Linked DNA regions of Homo sapiens: region 1 is linked to region 2. A link is an interaction called in ENCODE POLR2A ChIA-PET data of the cell type or tissue named here. Cell type or tissue: A673. All regions are shown on one strand.

The links. Peaks named below come from ENCODE experiments on the same cell type or tissue, not always from the same donor. Only the 100,000 strongest peaks of a DNase experiment are listed, where the experiment ranks them.
Region 1: POLR2A ChIA-PET joins it to region 2 with 5 read pairs; 2 of 35 experiments call an interaction of 5 or more read pairs at or near these places.

The regions. Positions count from the first base shown.
Region 1 is chr5:142,566,525-142,574,524 of GRCh38, reverse strand. It overlaps the pseudogene RPS12P10. Among named protein-coding and RNA genes, the nearest start is that of FGF1, 120 kb to the left of the region's middle. In A673, no CTCF peak of the experiment used is centred here; no DNase peak of the experiment used is centred here.
Region 2 is chr5:142,276,285-142,284,284 of GRCh38, reverse strand. No RefSeq gene overlaps it. Among named protein-coding and RNA genes, the nearest start is that of SPRY4-IT1, 38 kb to the left of the region's middle. RefSeq lists enhancers at 3,679-4,245, 4,246-4,812. In A673, no CTCF peak of the experiment used is centred here; DNase peaks (open chromatin) are centred at 3,684 and 3,794; H3K27ac peaks cover 379 bases.

The DNA of each region.
Region 1 (8,000 bases), 290 kb before region 2:
AGAATGGCGTGAACCCGGGAGGCGGAGCTTGCAGTAAGCGGAGATGGAGCCACTGCACTCCAGCCTGGGCGACAGAGCAAGACTCCATCTCAAAAAAAAAAAAAAAAAATCCTAATGTATGGGTTAAATATATTGAACACATCTGAAGAGAATACAGAAAACAGAAAAATAGATTTGCAGAAATTAACCAGAATGCCATGTGGTGAGATAAATGAGCAGGGCAGAGGCATGAAAAATAGAATGAGAGGAGGAGTTCCTGTAGGACAGAAGCGTGGAAATGTGGTGAGATGGTGTGTGGAGAGATTATCACCAATGATTTTCCAGTTTTGAGGAAACACAAGAATCCTGAGGTTCAGGAAAAACATGGAGTCCCCTTCAGTACAAATAAAACCATATCCACATTTAGGAATACCTTTGTGAGCATGAAGAATGCTACAGAGAATATCTTAAAAATAGCTCGAAGACCCAGGAGTGGTGGCTTACACCTGTAATCCCAGCACCTTGGGAGGCCAAGGCAGGCAGATCACCTGAGATCGGGAGATCGAGACCACCCTGACCAACATGGTGACACCCCGTCTCTACTAAAAATACAAAATTAGTGGGGCGTGGTGGAGTATGCCTGTAATCCCAGGGAGGCTGAGGCAGGAGAATCGCTTGAACCTAGGAGGCGGAGGTTGCGATGAGCTGAGATCACGCCTTTGCACTCCAGCCTGGGCAACAAGAGTGAAACTCTGTCTCAAAAAAAAAAAAAAAAAAATAGCTGGAGGAAAGAATGATGTCCTCCACAGTGGCATTTACAGTGGCAGCAGACTTCTCAACACGACGACAGTGGCCAGGAGAGAGCAGAATCTGGTCTTCAAAAAGCTGAGAGAAAATAACCATCAACCCGCCCGTCTGGTGCCTCGTAACCAACTGCAGATCCACTTCTGAACTTCTGTTTTGAACCTTCTCATGACCTCTTCATTCTCAGCCATCAAAATAGGTTCAGTCTCTTAGGCTATTAAGGGATTTTATTTAAAGTAAACAGTGTTAATGTGTTCAGGGTGTTAATGACATACTACTGTGGCCTGCCAGTGTTGACCTAAGCCACTTTTATTATAATATTACTAAAATATGCACAAATATATAAAACTAGGTATAAACCTCATATGCTTATAGTTCTTTAAACTATAAAGTTGTTTAATAGTAAACAACTATTAAACCCAAACAAATGTGTAAATATATATGTGATTTATTTATAAATTAAAAACAAAGTTACGGTGCCAATAAAATCCAAAACATTGACATAAATGTGACAGAATGCACCATCCATTTATCTGTTGATGGACACTTGAGCTGTTTCCACAGACAAAATACCAGATTGTTAGAATCTAGAATCCTGCAATATAGTTTTATGCTTTCTGTTTCACTGTGGGAGGCCAGCACAGTGGCTTAGAATGATGGGTCTGGAGTCAGACTGCCTGGGTTTAAATCCCACTGTGTGATTCGGGTAAGCGACTGAAACTCTTAGTTTCTATCTGCTTTCCTGTAAAGTGGATATGGTAAGAATGCTTACTCATGGGGAAGTTGTGAAGATTCAATGCAACAATACAAGGAAAGCATTTAGCCCTGTGCCCAGGACACACAAAGGGCTTCATAAGTTATTATTATCATTGTTGTAATTACTCCTTTTTAATGGTAAACCCATGTTAACCTCTGTTCCATTATTTTGAAAGGTTAATCAATTTAATGAGACCCCAAAATGTAATACCAAAAGATTATTCAAGGAAAAAATCCTAATGAACTTAGGACCTACAAAGCTGGCTCTGTGTTCACCTTCACCAGCAATGAATAAGGTATCAACTACCAGGCTTTTTTGAGTGTGGAATGCCTTAGTTAGTGTGGGCCATTGATGACTTAGTTTTCCCACTCTGTCTTCTCTTCAGTATACCTTGGGATGGGGTAGTATTAGCCTTCCCTTGGTCCCTGTGTGAGCATCAACTTCCATGCAAACTTGGGAACTGAAAGAGTGTGGTCAACAGTCCCCGAGTGATCATCCAGGTGATCCAGAATAGATTTACAGTCCTTTCATCCATTCAAAAGAAAACAGAAACATACATAGACACACACACACATACACACTCATCCCTCCCACCCCCCCACACCACACACACACCCCTCCTAGAACTCTCTGACACTTAACAATGTATATACGGAGTCTGGTTCTCTCTCTCTCTTTCTCTGTTAGATTTAACAACTTCCTGGAAAGAAGGGTTTTAAGCCAAAAGAATCTCTTGGGGTGAGAATATTAGGCTTGGCGGAAGGCTACAGCAGAGGACTGGTAAAGGGGAGGGTTTGTTACACTCTAGGGTCAAAAGAATGCTTATGCACGCAAAAAAAACAACAAAACTCTGCTACATATCCAGTCAACAAAGAGGGCAATCCTAGCTGTACAGAGCGATAACCTTATACTTTTTAGTCTCTATGGGGTGGCAATTCATGATAAGAAAGGCTAGACTGAACTCCTATCTTTACAATGTTTATCAGGGGAAATTTAATAGGCCAACTAGCAACATTGGAAGAGAAACTGCACTACTTAAAAATACCATTGCTTTTTAATGACTTTAGCCCCTACCGTATACAAATGAAGCTACTTAAATATAAATTATAGCTATCTCTTAATTAAAGAAAGCCTATTAAGTTCTTTGTCACAAAGGTGCATCCTTGAAGGTAATCATAATCTATTTCTCAAACATTTTACAGTTCAGACTGGCCCTACTACCAATCAATCTAAATGAGTGCGGAATTAGCTGAGCTCTAAGTCTGGGTAGGTTCAGACACATCTTACAAATAAAAGCAGATCCTGCAGAGTGTGAAAGCTTCTTCCCACATGGTACTTTTGGCCCCTATCTCCTTAAGTCTTCTAATGGCCTCGCAAACCCTGTGGAGAAATGAAGCAAGGGCCAGACAAAGTCAATCACATGAGATGCTATCAAAGACTACTTCCAGACCCAAGCAAACGATTACACCACAACCTGAGCCAGGGCACGCAAACAGAGGCTGGCTCCCCCAATGGGCCCTGGGCCACTTCCACGAGTCCCCTTTTCCCATAACCAAATTCTGACTACCATCTTCATCCTCTCAGGACACAAGAGACATTAATGGCAAAAAAGCTGGTAGAATTCCTAAAATCCTTTAAGCTTACGAAATACAAAGAACAATTACTAGATTCATACAAAGTATCAGATTCTTAGAACTAAAATCTTCCTTCTCCTGCCAATTTAAATTAAAAAGTAGGAGTGGCAAAAGAATCAAAAGCAGGTAAGCCCAGGAAGCTGAGGGTGCAGTGAGCCAAGATCATATTACTGCACTACAGCGTGGGTGACAGAGCCAGACCCTGTCTCAAAAAAAAAAAAAAAAAAAAAGAGTCCAGGCACAGTGGCTTACACCTGTAATCCCAGCATTTTGGGAAGCCGGGGCGGGTGGATCACTTGAGCCCAGGAATTCAAGACCAGCCTAGGCAACATGGTGAAAACCCATTTCTAAAAAAAAAATATCAAAAAAAAAAATTTGCCAAGTGTGGTGGTGTGTGCCTGTACTCTGGAGGCTAAGGTGAAAGAATCACTTCAGCTGGGGAGGTTGAGGCTGCAGTGAACTGAGATCATGCCACTGCACTCTAGCTGGGGCGACAGAGTGACATCCTATCTCAAAAAAAAAAAAAAATTTAAAAGCACAGACACAAACAACTACTTGTATGCCAATGTGAATAGCAACATTATTCACAATAACCAAACAGTATAAATAACCCAAGTGTCCCCAACATGAGTGGATAAAGAAAATGTGTTAGGCCGGGCGCGGTGGCTCACGCCTATAATCCCAGCACTTTGGGAGGCCGAGGCGGGCGGATCACAAGGTCAGGAGATGGAGACCATCATGGCCAACACGGTGAAACCCCGTCTCTACTAAAAATACAAAAAAAATTAGCCCGGCGAGGTGGCAGGCGCCTGTAGTCCCAGCTACTCGGGAGGCTGAGGCAGGAGAATGGTGTGAACCCGGGATGCAGAGGTTGCAGTGAGCCAAGATCGCGCCACTGCACTCCAGCCTGGGTGACAGAGCGAGACTCCGTCTCAAAAAAAAAAAAAAAGAAAGAAAATGTGTTATATACATGTAATGGACTAGTACTCAGCCATAAAAAGGAATGAAGCATTGTTACGTGCTACAATATGGATGAACCTTAAAAACGCTATGCTAAGTGAAAAAACCCAGACCCGAAGGGCCAAGTATTGTATGATTCCATTTATATGAGAATATCTAGAATAGGCAAATTCATAGAGATAAAAAGTAGATCAGAATTGCCAGAAGCTGGGGCAAATGGAGAGTTATTGCTTAATGGTTACACAGTTTCTATGTGGGGTGATGGAAACGTTTTGGAAACAGATAGTAGTGATGATTGCACAACAGTGTGAACGTAATTAATACCAGGTACTGATTTGTACGTTTCAAGATAGCTAAAGGGGAAAATTATATGTTATATGTTTCAGCACAATCTAAAAAAAAATAAAGGACTTGAATCACTGGAAACAACTCAAATGTCCTTCAACAAGTGAACGAATAAACAAATGGTGGTACATCCATATGTTGAAATAAAATGGAACCAACTATTGATATACACAACAACTTGGATTGATCCCAAAGGCATTTTGGTGAGTCACAGACGCCCATCTCAAAAAGGTGACATGCTGTAGGATTCCATGTATATGACATTCTCAAGAAGACAAAACTATAGGGATAGAGAACTGATGAGTGGTTGGCAGGGGTTAGGGGTCAGGGAAGCGTATGCTTATAAAGAGACAGCACAAGGGAGCTTAGTGGGGGTGGGTGATGGAACTGTCCTGAACCCTGATTATGGTGGTGGTGACAAGAATCTATACAAATGTTAAAATTCATAGAATGAGTCACCAAATTTTTTAAAAATCAAGTTTTTTTTTCTTTTTTGAGATGGAGTCTCGCACTGTCACCCAGGCTGAAGTGCAGTGGCGCGACCTCAGCTCACTGCAACCTCCACCTCCTGGGTTCGAGCAATTCTCCTGCCTCAAAGTAGCTGAGATTATAGGTGCATGCCACCACGCCAGGCTAATTTTTGTATTTTTAGTAGAGACGGGGTTTCACCATGTTGGCCAGGCTGGTCACGAACTCCTGACCTCAGGTGATCTGCCCCCCTCAGCCTCCCAAAGTGCTGGGATTAGAGGCGTGAGCCACTGTGCCCAGCCAAGTTATTTTTTAAAAGTGGGGTAGAAGGAGAAATGGCACCAATTGCTATCACTGCTCTTACAACTCTGATTTCCTGTTTCTTTTTTCTACTTTTATTTTAGAATCAAGGGGTACATGTACAGACATGTTACAAAGGTGTATCGCATGATGCTGACATTTGGAGTACAAATGAATCCGTCACCCAGATATTGAGTATAGTATCTGTGGGTTTCTTAATCTCTTAAAATTGTCCAAAGATCAGTCTGGGGGGAAATACAACTTGTAAAATTACAGTAAAGGGTTTATATTTCTATTCCTAGAAGAGATTCTTTCCCTGCACCTCATCCACCCACATATAGTCACACTGTTTGTCTTTTCAGCCTTGACGTCTTTCCTGGACAAAACTTCTTTCACTTGAGAAAAAGAAACGTGGCTGTGTCCCAGTGATAATGTCCACAGAGTCCTGGAAAATACTGGAACACACGTCAATCACGGCACAATGAGGGCAGTGCTCGGAACCCTTCCTCTGAGGTGCAACACTGGCATGTTCTCAAAGTGCAAGCCTCCTGGGTTGTTTAATAAGGATAGCCCCTGAAAACCTTCTGGTTTCATGACTGTGAGTACCTGGAAGTACCCAGGTCCACAACAGCCCATATAGGCTCCATCTAACAAACACACACAAAAAACTGTGGGAGACCCTGGATCCAGCCCAGCGGTCTGCAGAAGAAAAATGCCGAGAGAAAGCTCCCAGCTATCTCATATTTCCGTGATAATTCACGCTGCACTGGCAGCTCTGGCCTTTGGAAGCCTCTGGAAGGCCCTGGGACATTATTTATGGCAGCTACAGACAGCTACAGGCCCTGGATGTGAGCTGGACAAACTTGGGAGAAAGCAGAGGACTGACTGCCCTGTTTTATCTCACCATGCGCTTCCTCATCTCTCCTGTCTGGGTGGGGGTGTCACCCAGTGAAAGAGTATTTTACAAGCAAGCCATTCATCAGGACTCCTAATTAAAAAGCTGGAAAGCCTAACACTAGAATTGGTTTTGCCATCTTCCAACACCTCATTAACCTCATCACTGGTCGTCTGTTGAGGGCAGGATGCTCAGGAATTACTACATAGGATCTATCCTTAATGCTCAAGCAGAAAGAGAAACAGCAACACTACTTAAAAAAAATACTTCCCCCAATCCCCCAGATCATGAACAAAACAGGAAGGATGTGAAAAGGGGAGGAAGATCTACTTAAACTCTACTAAATTTAGGAATATGCACCTTTACCCAGAGGAAAATAGAGGAGGAATATTAAGTAACTCATTTTTCATAGGCCTTTCTAGTAAAGGGGAAGATGTTCTCTCAACTTCTCTCTGAAACAGACAGCTAAGAATAAATAGCTAGGGGTTTGACCCATACTGTGAACCAAAAGTACTTTTTGTGAATTTTGAACTTAGCCCAAGTATTCCTTTTTTTACTCGACTGCAAAACTAAACTTATGTTTTAAATACATAAGTAAACCTCAGGGATGTAGTTCAAACTGCAACCATGTCCATTTATTTTCTGTGACTGGTGAACTGAAACACAACAATATTCACACAACGAAACCGATATTTCTATGTTTTTGACTCCAGTATCATGGAAATGAGAGGAAGAAACTAGGTTGTATTCAAGCAACCATGACTCTTACTCTATCTCATTCCTGGTGAAAAATTGGTGATACTTGAAGGAGATAGCCCCAAGTGGTGGGACAAGACCCAAAACTGGACCTGAATCTGTGATGCTCTCACTGACCCACCAGTACCAGCCTGTCTTCCTTTGTTGGTTCCCTACAAGAAGGAAGTTACAGAGCCCGTTTTTTCAATCAAAATAAGAAATCAAGAAACCAAACAATGGATTCTCTCTTTTTTTTTTTTTTTTTTTTTTTTGAGATGCAGTCTCACTCTGTCGCCCAGGCTAGAGTGCAGTGGCGTGATCTCGGCTCACTGCCAGCTCCGCCTCCCGGGTTCACGCCATTCTCCTGCCTCAGCCTACCGAGTAGCTGGGACTACAGGCGCCCCCACCACGCCCGACTAATTTTTTGTATTTTTTAGTAGAGACGGGGTTTCACCGTGTTAGCCAGGATGGTCTCGATCTCCTGACTTCGTGATCCACCCGCCTCGGCCTCCCAAAGTGCTGGGATTACAGGCATGAGCCACCACCCCCAGCTTGTTTGTTCATTTCTGCATTTGAAGTACTCTTCAATAACATCCTCCACCTGAGATTCTTTGCCACAGTTCTTAACTATGACACAACACAACTGACCGCTGTACAGGGTCTTCCCTCTCTGTCAATTTCACAGGGACCACCTACCTGTCCCCTTGGCTTCTTCTGTCATCACCCTCCCTTAAGTCTATTGACCTGGAGTTCAGCACAAAGGGCCTCCCCTGATTTGACAGAGGTGGGCTCATCATGCAGGCTCACAGAGATGGGCTTGGCTCTCATCTAAGGCTCTGACAGCTTTGTAAATCCTTATGCTGGGCCATCATGCATGAGGGCGGTCAGCACTTCTTGTAAAGCAGTGTTAACGTCCAGGACACTTCCTGCAGCAGTGGCTTCCTGGGCCTTGGCGGTGGGTCACGACTGAAGCCAAATCAAGGCCACACCTGAGCCTTCACATGATTCAGCAGCAGCAGCAGCAGGGAACAAGCAATCACCAACCTCTATCTTTTTATAAACGGGGAGACTAAGGTCCCGAGAGAGTAAGTGATGGGCCCAAGGACACAAAACTATTTTGTGG
Region 2 (8,000 bases):
AGGTGGGCGGCCAATACCTGGGGAAGGGGGCAGTGTTCCCACCAAAGAGGTAGAGGGGTGGTGGGGAAGCAGAGCAGCGGCACAGAGCAAGGGGGAGTGACAGCTTGGAATGAATAGGGCTCTCTGAGCCTTGTGAAGGCCAGGCCAAGGACTCCATCATTTAGGTGATAATACCACCAAATAATCCAGCCCAGAACCCAGTTCTGGCCTGGGTAGAGAAAAGGTAGGGGTGGACAGGGCTGCTAGTCAGGGCAGCCAGGTCCCTGTGAGTTTGGAAGTCTGGTCAGGAGCAGCACCACAGAGGGTCGCAGGGGTGAATGGCACAGAGGAATACAGCGAGACTGCAGGACTTGGCGGCTAGACCCATGGAACACAGCTAAATCTCGCGCCCCAATAATAAAATGAAAAATTATTAGAAAAGAAAAGCCGGCAAGTGCAATAATCTACCAGGAGCAAGCAGAAAGCCTCCATGTGCAGGTACAACATATGCTTGCTGGCGAACGCAGGCATCTGCTACAAGCATGATCGTTTGACTCTCTGTGCCAGGCATCGTGTGAGACAGTTTGCCTTTTTCATCCCATGTCATCCAACAGCCCCGGCAAACAAGGTGCTCTCACCATTTATAGATGAGGAAACAGGCTGTGGCCCAAGTCTCATGGCTGGGAAGTGGTGGAGCAGGTGTTCAAACACAGCTCCATCTCACCTCAAAACACAGGCCTTGGATCCCCAAGTTCTACAAGGCACTTCCTGCCAGATGCACGCTCAGCACTTAACATGCACGATCTTGTCTAATCCTTGCAGCCACCCAATACCTAGTGTTACAAATCAGGGCCAGGACCAAGGTGAGATGAGTGTGTTGGGATTACAGGTGTGAGCCACTGTGCCCGGCCTACGTGCCTTTATCTTAAGACAGGATCATTATTACTGATTTTTTCTTTTGCTTCAGGCTCCGGGCTGGCTTGGTATGAGTTTCCTTTATTTAAATGTTTGATGCTTTGTTCATCGCAGATTTTTTTGCATTGATTTTGACTCTCTAAAAATATTGCATTTAAGTATTATTCATCTTGATGACTGAGGTTTTAGGGAGTATCCCTTAAATTTTATACTCACAGCACCTGTCTTGCTCACCTTCCCTGGTCCTAGCCCTGAATTTGCCCGCTTTTCAGATGAGGAAACTGATATGTGGGCAAGGGGGAGGTTGCGTTATTTGCCTTGATTACAGGGCTGGTAAGTGCTAGAGCAGAAATGAGAACTCAGACAGTCCAGAGCCCATTGTCTTAAAATAAAACTAAACCTTAATTCCATGTTGAGTTTTCAGGGATCTGTGTCTTGTGGTCAGGGCATTTCTATCTCGGTTTGTCCTGTGGTTTCCGGGCATCACATTCACCCTCTTTGCTCCCATCTGGTGCTTCCTCACCCCCAGGACCCTGAGCCCTATCTGACTTTCCAAACTATCCTCCACCCACCCGCCTCCCTGGAACTCTTCCTTTCTGGTGCCACTACGCCTGGCTAATTTTTTTGTTTGTTTTTTTTTTGTTTTTTTGAGATGGAGTCTGGCTCTGTTGCCCAGGCTGGAGTGCAGTGGCACGATCTCAGCTCACTGCAACCTCCGCCTCCCGGGTTCAAGTGATTCTCCTGCCTCAGCCTCCTGAGTAGCTGGGATTACAGGTGCATGCCACCATGCCTGGCTGAATTTTTGTATTTTTAGTAGAGATGGGGTTTCACCATGTTAGCTAGGATGGTCTTGATTTCTTGACCTCGTGATCCGCTCGCCTTGGCCTCCCAAAGTGCTGGGATTACAAGCATGAGCCACCGCGCCCAGTCAACTTTTTTGTATTTTTAGTAGAGATGGGGTTTCGCTTTCTTGGCCCGGCTTGTCTCAAACTCCTGGCTTGTCTCAAACTCCTGGCTTCAAGTGATCTGCCCAGCCTCTCAAAGTGCTGGGTTTACAGGCATGAGCCACCATGCCGGCCAACTTTTGATTCTCACAAACCAGATGTGGTTTCTCCATCCTCTGTAGGAAAGGCCTTCTGTGTGCACATTCTCTGTGAAAGGTTCTCTACCCTCTCCTGCATAGGCCGTTTCTGGACTCGTCTTACTCGTCTTCCCAGACAAGTCAACTCCCTGGGGCCAGAACTGCAGGAGGAAGCAAGTTTAATCTTACTCATGTTTAAATGGCCTCAGTACCTGGCCTAATGCTTTATTCATCATAAACACTTAGAAAAGGGTTTAAAAAGAAATTCAGCGTTAGTGATGATCAGCACGCAGGCTCTGCATCCAGACTGACTTTGTTCAAATCCCAGTACTGCCACTTATTAGCTATCTGACTTTAGGCAAATTACTCAACCTGTCTGTTTCCTCAACTACAAAATGGATATAATACTCAACAACTTAATGCAAGTTTCTGGTACACCGGACTCACAGAACACACTCACCAAATGTTAGCTATAATTATTATTAGGAAAATTAATGTGCTAGCCATTTACAGGATGGATTAGAGAGGCAGAGTACAGGTCAGAGATTAGCCAGGAAGGCCCTGAGCTAGAGTGGGGTAAAGAGGACAGAAAAAGTCAGGAAGGATACAAAGAAGACAGGGAGGTCAGGGTGAGCTGAAGGCATTGTTTGCGGGGATGGGTGGGTGTGGGGGTGTGTGTGTGTGTGTGCAGGCTCAGATCGCTGGCTCCTGGGACCTGTTGACACCATTTCTGCATCAGAGAAACCATGGGCCAACTTGTCCTGACCAAATGCTGATGGAGCCTAAGACCCACAACATGGTGCAGCCAAAGGGAAGCTGCGAACAGATAGATTCCAAACTGCAAAAGGAAAAGCAAAGAGCGAATCCTTAGGGCGACAAGTCAGCAAACCTTCCTGTCCCTCAGACAAAATTGTTGGTGGGAATTTGCTGCACGTCCTCTTCTGGCCCCAGAGGTGCTGAGTTTTTTATGGAGGGAGGTGGGAGTAGGGGTCCTTGGCAAACCAGCTGGAGAGCAGCGCACCCCCCTCGCATGCAGGGGCATTTGGTCAAGTGGCTGGAAGGAAGGGCCATGGGAAGGCCATAAAGGGCAGCCTGACCCAGGGCCTCTGGTCATGCCGTGCCAGAAGGGCCAGGATCAGGGTTGAGCAGAGGACTTTCCCTGGCAGGACGCCAGGCAAGAGGGTTACTTTTCTCATTTTCTTCCCATCTCTCCCTGCTCCGTTGGCCCCTCTGGCACACTGAGCTTCAAGCTCCTTCCTCTCCACAAACCGAGGGGTTTTAATGTTGGATGAAAATAAATCTGCCTACCGTCGAAGACTCTGGAAATAAAAAGAATTCTCTCCTCAGAGTGACAGGTTGACTCGAGGGGGGCCAAAAAGCCACCTCCATTTGGTGCCTGAAATTCCTGCCGCCTGGGGTCTGACCCTGGAGGTGTCATTATCACCTAGTAGCATCGTTAATGTCTGGGGAGGGGCCCTCTGGAGGCCTGGCTGGGAAGGCTGAGGCCCCAGGGAGGCACAAGGAAAGGGCTCCAGACCAAATCTCCCTGGGGACTCGCTAAGAAAGGAAGGAGGCCTTAGACGAAAGGGGACTCAGAGGAGTTGAGAGACAAATACAGCCTATTTCACAGATTCCTGAGCACATCCTGTCTCCCGGAGAACCAGGATGTGGCGCTTCCTCAGGTCTCTTTGTACCAGTATTGGCTTCTGGGCCAAGAATGTCCCAGCTAAATCCTGAAAAATCACACGGCTCACCATAAACCACCCTCCTCCCTTTCTCAGTACCCTGGCCCCAGACTTCTGGGGAAAACAAAACACAACCCAGAGAGTTTCACTGCAGTCCCCAGGGGCTGGGAATGGAAGCAGCAGTGGGAGCTGAGCTCTTCAAAGCCAGTCATGACATCAGAACCGCTGACATCTCTACTCCCACCAAACTGGTTCAGTGCTTCTGAGAGGGCCTCAGGCTGGCCCTGCTTGGAGGAAAGCTCCAATTAGAGGGTGCGTTCCAGATAGCCCGTGGGAAGGCCGGCTGGGCAGGCTCACAGTGGTCAGTGCTGCCATCAATCACTCAGCAGGCGGTGTGTTTGGCAACGCTGGCCTTTGCTTTGTGGCTGACTAGTGACTAGCCGTGTGACCCTAGGCAAGTGACTTCATCTCTCTGGGTCTCAATTTCCTCTGCTATGAAATGGAGCTGATAATGGATGCTACTGCCTAAGATCTCTGAGAATTAAATGCTTGCCAACTTTAGGATAGAGACCCAAATACCCAACCCACCTGGGAAGCCCTGCAGGCCCTGGCCCTGCCTGCCTGCCCGTCACTGCGGGCTGCTCTCCCTCCTGCTTGCCCCTCCAGCTGCTTGGGCCTATCTCAGGTCCTCAGCACTCAGCCATTCCACTCGGCCCCCAGAATATGAGCTTCCTGGGAAATCTCTTCCCCTCAGTAACTCCTGCCTAGACCCCTGCCCCTCTTTGAATCAGGCCCCTGCTCTAACCTCTTGGAATACCCTCTTTTCCCCTCCACAGCTCTTGGGCATGGTCCATCTTTGGACATTGGTTTAGGTAATTTTGTGTTCAGGGTTAGCTCCTCTGGCTACACTGTGAGCTCCTGGAAGACAGAGGCTCTTGTCTTATTCACTGTGTAGCCTCAGTGCCCAGTATATAGCTGGTGCTCAATAAATCTTGGCTCAATGAAAAAAAATAAAATGAGATGGTGCAGGCAAAATACCAGGCACAGCTCAGTACCATTCACAGCCACAGCCGCTTTGGCTGCTGGTGTGAGGCTGCTGATCCAAGACCCTCCAGGGGAGAAGATGATAGAGACAGGCTGCTCCCTGCAAGCTGAAAAAGATGAGCCAGGAAGACAAGGTTGACATCAACAGGGAATAGTCAGGGGCAATATTGAATTAAATATTCCACTGCAGGGTGTAATTGCTTCAGAAGCTCAGAGAAAAAGGAGCTAATGAGTGCAGAGAAAAAGTATATCAGAAAAAATAGAACTAAAGCCAAAAGAAAAGTGGCATTGGACTAGCAAAGGAGAGTGGGGTAGAATTCAGGTAGGAGGAAAATCATCCTTCAACTAGCTACCATTTACCGTTAGTACTAGCAGTACTTATCATCAGAGTCGTCATTGAGCCAATATTCAATTCCGCATTTACAATGGGGCCAGGTATTTTACCAAGCCTTTTTTAGAACTATTTTGTTTGACCTTTGAAACATCCCTAAGAAAGTTCTTTCATTATCACTATTTTAGAGGTAAGGAAGTGAAGGCTCAGAAAGTGTTCTGTAATTTTCCCAAGAGCATATCACTAGTAAGCAGGAAATCTGAGATTCACACATAGACCACTTCCAGACTGAGGGGCCAGGTGAAAGCTGGGACAGCCAGGCAGCAGCACTTACAATGAATGGGACAGCAAGCCTGGAACCATATGGCAGTGAAGCTGGAATGAGGATGATGCAATGAATGCTGGCTTAGGGGTGGCATGGCTGGTCCATTCTAGTACAGAATGGGTGGGAAGGGGCAGGGACAAGGAGCAGTATTTCAGAGTTGACAGTCTGAGCCCATGGGCTGGGGTGGCCATGCGGGCCATGAAGTGAAAGAGATGGATGGATGCAGGGGATATTTTATTTCTTTCTTTTTCCCTTTTTTTTTTTTTTTATTTGAGACACAGTGTCACTCTGTTGCCCAGGCTGGAGTGCAGTGGCATGATCTAGGCTCACTGCAACCTCCTCCTCCAGGGTTCAAGCAATTCTCCTGCCTCAGCCTCCCAGTAGCTGGAATTACAGGTACATGCTGCCACGCCCAGCCAATTTTTGTATTTTTAGTAGAGACGGGGTTTCACCATGTTGGCCAGGCTGGTCTTTCAAGATCTGCCTGACCTCAAGTGATCCACCCGTATCAGCCTCCCAAAGTGCTGGGATTGCAGGCATGAGCCACTATGCCCGGCCTGCAGGGGATATTTTAAGGAAGAAATAGAGCCAGAGACCTGACTGGCTGTATGTGGGAGCAGGAGGGAGGATTTAAAGGCTATCATTTAAAGAGAACTCTGGAGTTTTAAGTCAAAGCATAATGTGAGTTCATCCCCCATCCTCTCAACAGTACTTGAGGAATTTCTTTTGACAGTCTTCCTCAGAACTTAGGAACCACCTGTTTTTCCCCACTCCCTAGTATTTTAAAGGTATCCTCCCCTGAGTCCAGTGGTGTACTGGTGCTGGCTCATAAGAGCCAACTGCACACATCTTGTCCCAACTCCATTGTTCAGCAACATCATGTTGGTTGTTTGAAATCAGCCATGGAGGGGTGGAAATCCGCAAATGCCGCGGATCAGTGCTTTTATTTTCCTGTAGAGCTGGTTGTTAAACATTTACCAGCACATGTCTGCCTGGATCCAACTTAAATTTCTCCCACTGCACATCAGGAATTTTTCCCTTCCTGCTGTGAATGAAGAACAAAGAGGGAGGATGAATAGATTCAAGAAAGGTTGCAATGGAGTCCCCTGTCAGGAAGCTCACCTCTTGAGCTAAAGTTAGTTACAATAACTACCATTCCCTAAAGACCAGCTTTGTGCCAGAATCTGAACTAGAACTCCACTTGTGTCATCTAATTCAATCATCTCATCAGTGATAGGGATGTATGAGGAGTAGGTCCTATGGTCAAACCCCTCTTACAGATGAAACTGAGGCTCAGAGAGGTTAAATCACTTGCCCAAGGTCACTCAGGCAGCAAATGACAGAGTTGGGGTTCAATCCAGGAAGGTCTGTCCCCAGATCCCTTGCACTTGACATGTAGGCAGTTTCTTTTCAGGAGACCTTTACAGCCTTCTACCCGGATCAGTCTTGACTAGTCCTCTTCTTAGCAGTACTGACCACCCACCTTGCCTAGTCAGTTGGGATCCTCACTAGGATCAGAAAACAACTCTGACTGGTTTAGCAGAAAAAGGATTTGTTTAGGGGTTACAAGGTAGCCCACAGAATTGCTAGAAAAGTAAAGAATTAAACTTGGAAAACAAGCAAGAATCAAGGGAAATGGACCCCAGTCCCCACCTGGTGAGGATACCAGTGTCATCACAACACCACTGGATGCTGGCACCAGCTTTGCTTCTGTTGACAGCTGCTCATGGCTGCCACTACCCAGGATGAATTCTCTTTTCCTGCTTCTCTGCATCACCAGTCCTAGGCCCTGAGTCCCAGTGGCAGCATCAATCACTTGGCCTCATCATAACCTCCAGAAGGGAAGGATGGGCTTCTATAGTGAGAAGTAGGTCCTTCCATCAGGATTCTTACAGTGGAGAGATCCCCAAGCATCTATGGGGGTTCAGTTGCCAGGGAGCTTCCAAGAGCTCTGTTGCTTGCACACACTGGTTTTCCCTAAACCCTTGGCCACTTACACATAGTCAGCTTGTTTGTGTTTCTTTGACCTGCTTGCAGACATTCAGAATATCACCCACGTACAGGTATGTGGCTCATGCCTGTAATCCCAGCACTTTGGGTGGCCCAGGTGGGAGGATCACTTGAGCCCAGGGGTTTGAAACCAGCCTGGGCAACATAGTGAGACCCCATCGCTACAAAAAAATTAAAAATTAGCTAGGTGTGGTGGCGCACAACTGCGATCCCAGCTATTCGGGAGGCTGAGGTGGGAGGATTTCTTGAGCTGAGACGTTTGAGGCTGCAGTGAGTTTTGATCAAGCCACTGCACTCCAGACTGGGCAACAGAGTGAGACCCTATGTCAAAAAAAAGAAATGTCACTCAGGACTTTTCTTATTCTGTTCTATATATATATATATATATATATATATATTATATATGTTATATATAATTTATATAATATATAATTTATATATAATTTATATATTCTATATATAAATTATATATAATATATATTATATATAATTTATATAATATATTATATATATTTATATAGAACAGAATAATATATATTATATATAATATATATTATATATAATTATATATAATATATAATATATATTATATATAATATATATATTATTTAATATAATATATAATATATA